Regions from separate parts of the Homo sapiens genome. Here region 2 is linked to region 1. Evidence: chromatin contacts called from ENCODE Hi-C data. All regions are on one chromosome and are shown on one strand. The core of a region is the stretch at or near the end of the contact, and the rest is flanking DNA. Distances in the headings are between cores, read along the strand shown. Region 1 overlaps LINC02669 (long intergenic non-protein coding RNA 2669). Region 2 overlaps LOC107984195 (a long non-coding RNA gene).

Region 1 (4,076 bases), core at 860-3,359:
CCGTGCCGGGCCGTGTTATTTTGTATAGTTTGTTCCATCTGCGGTTGGTTGAATCCACTGATGTGGGACTCCAGTATATGGGCAGCGGGCTGTGTGTCACTGGCCCCGTGTTAATAGGTACCTGTGTTTTCCTATTTGCTGTTATGTCAACAAAAACCGAGAACAATCCCTTCTAAGGGTGACTGCTTTTAGCTTCAAAATCAAGAACACTAAAACTCCAGCATCCATAGGAAAGTATCGCACGGACTTAACCATATCATCTTCCTGAGAAATGGATGGAGGCCAGGTGTGCTACCCGTCACTGAGCTTTATCCGGGGAGAGAGAACCAGGTGAGTATTGCCAGGTGGTGTTGGAAAGCAACAGCAGCCATCCCCATACGCGGGAGAGGGTCCCAACCACATGTGGGGAGATGATTTAAAGGAAACAGGAGGATGTGCATCAGTTATATGCAAACACTACACCATTTTGTGGATTTGGGTAGTCACTGATGTTGTGGGGAGAGAGAGAGAGAGAGAGAGAGAGAGAGGGAGAGGGAGAGAGAGAGAGAGAGAGAGAGAGAGAGAGAGAGAGAGAGAGAGAGAGAGAGAGAGAGAGAGAGGCTTCCGTCCTCAGACCCAGAACAAGACTTCAGCATCTCAATAGCAGCAGGGAGTGGAACCTACTATTACTTTTTTTTTTTTTTCCTGATACAAACCATGCACTGAGTTTCAAAAGGGAATTTTTGGCTAGGTGTGGTGGCTCCCTCCTGTAATCCCAGCACTTTGGGAGGCCAAGGTGGGTGGATCACTCGAGGTCAGGAGTTCGAGACCTGCCTGGCCAACATGGTGAAACCCCGTCTGTACTAAAAATACAAAAATTAGCTGGGCAGGGTGGCGAGCACCTGTAATCCAAGCTACTCGGGAATCTGAAGCAGGAGAATCACTTGAACCCGGGAGGCGGAGGTTGCAGTGAGCCGAGATCACATCACCTCACTCTAACCTGGGTAACAGGCTCTGTCTCAAAAAAAAAAAAAAAAAGGGAAATTTTTATTTATTGTTTACTAAGAAACACCATAAAATATTTTTGGAGTGTGTGTGTGTATGTGTGTGTAGTCAAAAACCACAGAATAATTGACACATGCCTTTTTGACAATCTTGTCTCTTAACACTGAGTTCAAAACACACTGACGCTGTCCTGAGAGGCCACCGACAGAGAGAAGCAGGGCCCCCTCTATAGAAGCCGTTTCTTGGGAAAGGTCCAGATTTCTCCCAGCACTTCCTCCTCTATTCTCTCTGTTATTCATGCTACATCGGACATCCCATGCTGCGACTTCCCCCTCTTCAAATGGATTTTCAACAAAGTCTCTCTTTGTTAATCAAAACTTTTTTGATTACTTTCTTTATCACTTTTTTTTTTAAATTCAGAAGTATTTTAGTGGCTTGGCTCCCTGCCGTCTCTCAAAACTGTAGTGAGGTGTGAGGAGGGCAGGAGCCGACCCCGTCTGCGTCTGCACAGACCATCGTTCTGTGGGTATCAAAGCTGCCATGTCCCTCCCAAGAGACACAGCAACATTTTGTGCTACAATAGTTTACTGCATTTAGTATCCATTCATTATTGAAAAACAGATTTTTCTCATAGACTTGGACCTACCCCTCCCAGGAGAACGTTATGCAGAATTTTTCTGCATAACGATGTGGCTTATCTTTGATGTGGATAGAAGCCACTGGGCATCTCTGTTTGGGGCATTTCTTCTCTCCAACCTGCAGCGGGGGCAGCGGGTCATTCCAGAGAGGACACAGCAGTGACGACGAGACAAAATCGGCGTTTGGGTTTTCCAGGCCATCCATATATTTGGCCCAAGTAGATTTACTAACCCACCACTGTCACTGAAAATCCTCAACAGCACATTTTTGCTGGGGACAGAGAGGGGGAAGGATGGTCTGAATAAGGAAATGGCATGTGTGCTCACTGTGCTTACGCTTGGTAGAACAAGAATGTCAAGAAAGGAAGGCCTGGCGGGTGAGAACAGGACCCATTGTGCTGGAATCCTGTTGGCGGCAAACAGAGAGTTTCAGTCTGTGGTGAATTCACACTGTTACTAGGCATGGAAAACAATGAGAGTTTTATGAGACTTGTTTACACATCTAGAAAATACATCTAGCTCCTTGAAGCAGAGTGTGGTGGCAAACGTCTGACATTCAGTTACTATGCACAAAAGAGTTCCTTCCCACAAGGCCGGCAGGTTCGGGAAGTCCTCCCGTATTCGAGGTACCAGGAGCCATAAATCCATATTTAATTAGCTTTGAACGAAATGCAAGAGATGATAGGCTCTTTGTGCTAAAAATGAAACCAAAACCGACCGGGTTGATTTATGTCTAATTCAGAGTTGTAATTTAATTGAAACGACATCCTGAATTTTAAAAATCTCTCTGGCAAAGCCCATCCCACGTGAAATTCAAATTCAGAGTCTTAGGGCTTAGGAATCTCCATGTTCTGATTCTCTGCCACATTGCTTAAGATGTTTACTCAACCCTCTTCAACAGCTTACTTCCTTAACTGGCTTGCTTCTCATTAAATCACTGCATTTCTTAGTGACTCAAAGTTATGAAGCTCAAGTTTGAATACAAACACGTCGGGATTTCTTAATGGATAACTTATTTGACAGTCCTTAGCTCTCCTCTTCACCAGGCACATGTCTATGGGAGGAGGCTGACGCTGAGTTTAAATGTTGGCTGCTGAGGCAAAGGTAGAAATGAAAAGGTCAAGAAAACGATGAATTTAGAAACTTGTGCCAGATGGTGAAATAGAGATCTCAATAGATAGTGAAATCTTAATAGTACACCTGGAAAATATAGATTCACAATCAAAACCTTAGCTGTTATGCAAGTTTTACAAACAAAAAAAGAGGAATTCCTCTAAATGAAAGCTTCTATCTTCTTTTACTCTAGTAAGAGCAAAAAAAGAATGTAAAAGTTATGAAATAATACTATTTCAATAGCAGGTTAATGAATTATTTTTGAATAACTTGAAATATATGCGTGCACTCATACATGATCAACTTCCTTCGGGCAGGTTGCCCAAATGCTTTATTCTTGCTAAGGTGTTCATTACACACAACACCATGTGGCCACCCTGGGCGTGGGCATCCCTGCAAACCACAGCACAAGGTTCTCTGGGCCCCTTCGCAGTCGACCTCAAAGCAGCCACTCTTGGTGTTCTTTACGTCGACTTTTTTTTGCACAGCAGGATGTCTTGAGGGTCCCCAGGCCATTGTGTGCATGAAGTGTGCTCGTCCCTCTGCAGGTGACACCCCGGCTTGTGGTGAAACCCTGGCTAGTGGATATGCCGGCATCCCCTGGGATTCCAGTCCATCAAGGTGGCCACCGGCCACCAGGGCTTGTAAGAAACCCTGCTGGGGCTTCTCACCTCCTCACCTCCTACTCACCCCACCAGGCATGGGATGCAGCTTGCGTCTCTTCCTTTGGGGGCAGGCTCCTTACCTTCTAGACTCTGGCTCATTTAGGTTCTTCTGGGTCCTCAGTGTTCCCACAGGCTGTAGGAGCCTATGATATTAGAGACGATCTGACTGTTCCTCACTGTTAGGCTGTGTATGTCTCTCTCTATGATGTTTTATATCCTAACCAGAAGGAAAAATCTCCAAATACCTGAATATATACATTTTATATATCTCCTTTGGAAAAAAAAAAGCAATGGCCAGGTGAGGTGACTCATGCCTGTAATTCCAGCACTTTGGGAGGCCAAGGCAGGTGGATCAGTTGAGGTCTAGAGTTCAAGACCAGCCTGGCCAACATGGCGAAACCCCGTCTCTAAAATAATAAACAAATAAATAAATAAATAAATAATAAGCCAGGTCTGGTGGCAAGTGCCTGTAGTCCCAGATACTTAAGAGGCTGAGGTGAGAAGATCGCTTGAGCCTGGGAGGCGGAGGTTGCAGTGAGCCAAGATCAGGCTGCTGCACTCCAGCCTGGGTGACAGAGCGAGACTCCATTTCAAGAAAAAAAAAAAAAGAAAAGCAGAGAATTTATTTATATTTATTTATTTCCCTCCCAGCTATTGAAGGTTCCCAGACCTGCAG
Region 2 (4,076 bases), core at 628-3,127, 560 kb after region 1:
TTCACACACAACTCATTTTGAAAAACCAAATGAAACAAAACAAAGGTCCTCTTAGTCATAGCATCAAAACTGAAAGTTAGTGAAGGGCTTAGAAATTCACCCTGACTTTACACAGGAGGTAATAGCCACTGGGAATACCGAGTAACTCCCCTTCCACCCACACCAGATGGTTTCTGGTGGAGCCAGGACAGCGCTCCTGCCCCAGGACCTCAGGACGAGGACGAAGTCCTGGGCTCTGTTGGAACACAGCATAGGATAATTCTCACAGCTGGGTGGGCCTGGGAGGCAGGAGGCAGATGTGTGCTGAGGGCCACCTGCCAGATTTAGAGATGGAGCACGGATGGATTGAGAAGAGGTTCTGAGACAGAAGTATTGCTCTAAGGATCTGGCGTAGACAAATAGACCCTCCTTGGAAAGATGAGTGGCCCTGGGGTTGTCCCCAAATCTCTGGACCAGCCCAAGCCTATGACTCCCTGCACAAGGGCACCTGCTCTCACTGCGCAAGGATCTCTGGACTTTCTCCTCCAAAGACCTGCTCCTGGAACACAGAGCCCCTCTTCTCCTTCGTATTGGGACCCGCCTGGCCTCACACTAGGAATGTCCCCTGGACAGCAGTTTGAAGGCCCTATGCTCGCTCACTGCACTAAGGATTCTTGAGCGATGGGCGACTTGGTCGACACACAACCCGGGCCCACTGTGCGGAATTGCGTCGAATAAGCTTCTCCCTGGGGCAGAGTCCCTGCCTGTCCTTGCCGCCCCCGTCCTGTTCTCGTCCCTCTATCCTCCAACCCTCCCCAAGGCCCTTTCTCCCCCTACTTCAAGGATGGGGCCCTTTTCCGAGCACTTTGCTCATTGCAAAACATAACCAAATTAAACAAAACAAAGCCCATTTTGGTTTGGGCCTCTAATGTTCTCCTAAATGCTCTCTGATTTTCCATTTGAACCCTAATTTTTCTCAGCCTATTTCTGCAATAAATTATCACTGTGTTTTGAGAAAGTGATAGATTTTGAACCCTTTGGCCCATATTCTTTAATGAATCCTCTTTTAGATTGTAGAGTTTCATCTGAGCTTCCCAATCTTAACTCCTCACTCCCCGCCTCACCCCATAGGGAAGTTAGAAGGATCCGAAGAAGTGGGTTCCTATCAGAGTCTGGCGTCTCCACTGTGGACATGCCACTTAACATCACCTGACCTCTGGATGAATCAAGTCAGTCAGCTTAGCAGGCTCTAAAGCCCCTTTAATTCAAAAACTTGGAGCCTGTATTTTCTTTTCCTTAGATGCCCATGATTTTTTTTAAAAATAGGGATTCTAGTTTTCCATCCAAGACCCTTGCACACTTCAGTACACTTAGTGTGGGGTTCACTTTCCAGACCCGGTCTCCAGGTGCTGTCTGCTTCTCCAGTCATGTTAGCCTGAAACGGCGACTGATTCATGTGCACACTTCGGCTCCCCAGGCCAGAATGCTGTCACTCTGGGGAGGAATTATGGTTTCACTTTTTGCTTCATTCCTGCTGTAGAGAACAGGCACCCATCAAAGTCCAGAGTAAACAGACACTGTTTCACGTGCAGCAGATGGAAGTCTTTATCCATGATTACTTTTGTCCTATGTCTTTCATGTCCCCCTGTTTTTTTGACGCCTCCCACTTTTCCCTTTTAAATACTCTGGGTGATGGTTAAAAGCAAGATGACTGCTGGTTTATTCGTCACACCGGAAGCAAGAAAAAGTTACATGCAGGCAAAGGAGCTGGATGCAGGATCTCATCTGAAGGACAAGATCACTTAGCCATGCACGGGCAAGAAAGAACTGAATGTTTCTGAATAGAGGAAACGTTAGTCCCGGATTTCAACCGAGAGAAGGAATGCTGAGAGTTCTTGACAGCGAGGGCTTCGGCAGGGGTGACACGCCTTTGATTTAGAATGGTTAGCACATACCCACATGCACACATGACCTGCCTTAGTTTCAGGATATGGAAACTTCTGAACAGAATTGTGGGTACAGCTGCATTTACACATATTTACTGGGCACTTATCACATATAGCAAAATATCCTGAAGAGTAAATTACAATCCTCTCCCATCTTGAAGGCACTTATGAAATTCTGTCTGTATTTACTCTTTCTTTAGGGTTAGTGAGCAGCAATGTGTTGCTGATAATTCTAATGTTGCTCCTGGAAATGTGTTATTTTAAGAGATTCACATCCTCCATGTGGGGTTGGAAACATCTGTTCAGAACAGAACGTATCAGTTAAGATTATATTTTGCTCCTCCCAGTTTGAGTCCAGATGGTTACATCTACGCGCTATGTACTACAAGTTTCAATTATCTACTGTAATTTTATTTCTTTTATTTTGTATGTCTAATGAAGCTAATATTTAAAATAACTCCTAATATATTTCTAATGTGCTAAAAGCTAAAGGTCCTTAAGTGTGTGTGTATGTGTGTGTGTGTCTGTTAAAATGTTGTAAGATTACTAGATGCTAAGAATGCCATTTTTAGGCCAGGCGCGGTGGCTCACTCCTATAATCCCAGCACTTTGGGAGGCCTAGGCAAGCGGATCACTTGAGATCAGGAGTTCAAGACTAGTCCGGCCAACATGGTGACACCTGATCTCTACTAAAAATACAAAAATTAGTGGGGTGTGGTGGTGCACGCCTGTGATCCCAGCTACTCTGGAGGCTGAGGTAGGAGAATCGCTTGAACCTGGGAGGAGGAAGTTGCAGTGAGTTGAGATTTTGCCACTGCACTCCAGCCTGGATGATAGAGACACTGTCTCTAAAATAATTAAATAAATGAATGAATGAATAAATAAATACATATTTGTAAAATGCTGTAAGATTACTGTTAAAACGTGTATAAAGCATATTATTAAAGGAAAGGTAAACATTCCCTCCGAGTGGATTTTCTAAATCCAAACAAAGTGAACTTCATCAGAAATAATAGCTTCAAGAAAGAAAATCATTTAAAATGGTGATGAATTGTTATTTAATTCAACAAAATAATACATAGTCCATCATAGAAACATATAATAAAGCGAATTTCTCATTGATCACTATTTTGAGAAAAGTGACAAAGCTATTCAAATGAATAAAAAGTATGTGAATTTTCAGGTAATTTTGTGGGAGAAAGGATGTTTCAGGATGCTTTAGAACATTGATCTCCAAATGTTTGTCACTGTTGTATCCTGTTGTTTTGCAAAATGCAAACTCTCAGTCATTTTTAACGGACATACAAAATTTTTCTTCATATGCTGAAATAGTTGCAAATGATGCAAATTTCAGGATACTATGGACAGATAAAAATGAAACTATGAACTTGTTCTACGAAATGTAGTCAGTGAAATGTCAATAACGAAGTGATTTGATACTGACCACCACCTATTAAAAGAAAAACACAAACAAGCTCTTCAATTACAGGAAATTGGACATTGTTCCTTTTTCTCTTTGAACTTGTATTCCAATTTTATTTCTCCATAGGTTTTATCTTAATGTAATCTTTACTCAAAACATTCTTATTGATTGTTTCGTAATTCCTTCTGTGAAGGAAATACATAAATTGAAAGCAAAATATTTTAATTTTGCCCATGCAGCTCTAAGTGTTACATTTTTCTATATTGGATTGTCATTATAATTACTATTTGTACAAGGCTGATCCCAATAACACACATATACAATTTTATATTTAGCAAATAAAAATATGCAGTTTGATTTGAAATTCCTATCCTAATAAGATAGATGAAATTTTTTTATTAGTTTATACAATTAATACATAGTTAACAGAATGCAGTAAGTGTATCATCCAACCTATTATTGACAACTTTTTAAAATGTAGGCTTTGAGAAAGTTTGAAGTATTACAGAATTTCGCTGACGTATTCGAAATGTTTTCTGAATTAGATAAAAATATCAATCATCCATTATTTAAAAAATGTAGTCTACCAGCTGACAAGTTGATTAGGTTCTCTTTGAAACCAGATAATCAGAATTACAGACAGGCTGTGTTATCCATTTATCGGAGTCTCTAGAATGTCTGTATTGTGGGTTGATCATGTATGGTTTGCTCATTGTCTTCATGGAGCT

Evidence for each region. A loop is a pair of places that touch in the nucleus more often than their neighbours do. Pooled maps may share reads with other maps.
Region 2: a pooled map shows a loop between it and region 1 (5-fold over the local background). The contact joins two enhancer-like sites. A Hi-C loop is called at or near these places in 1 of 168 maps with a recorded cell type or tissue (tibial artery), 3 of 37 single-sample maps with no recorded cell type and 8 of 50 pooled maps.

What each region holds. Positions count from the first base shown.
Region 1 is chr10:3,470,347-3,474,422 of GRCh38, forward strand. The region is part of intron 3 of LINC02669 (long intergenic non-protein coding RNA 2669); the gene reads right to left. All of the region lies in intron 1 of LOC105376360 (a long non-coding RNA gene), which reads left to right. The region is part of intron 1 of LOC124902538 (a long non-coding RNA gene); the gene reads left to right. Among named protein-coding and RNA genes, the nearest start is that of LINC02669, 30 kb to the right of the region's middle. Within about 2 kb of position 2,110, at least 18 of the 41 ENCODE cell types and tissues checked have a DNase peak (open chromatin) inside an H3K27ac peak, as active enhancers do.
Region 2 is chr10:4,033,539-4,037,614 of GRCh38, forward strand. The region is part of intron 2 of LOC107984195 (a long non-coding RNA gene); the gene reads left to right. Among named protein-coding and RNA genes, the nearest start is that of MIR6078, 44 kb to the left of the region's middle. Within about 2 kb of position 1,878, at least 12 of the 41 ENCODE cell types and tissues checked have a DNase peak (open chromatin) inside an H3K27ac peak, as active enhancers do.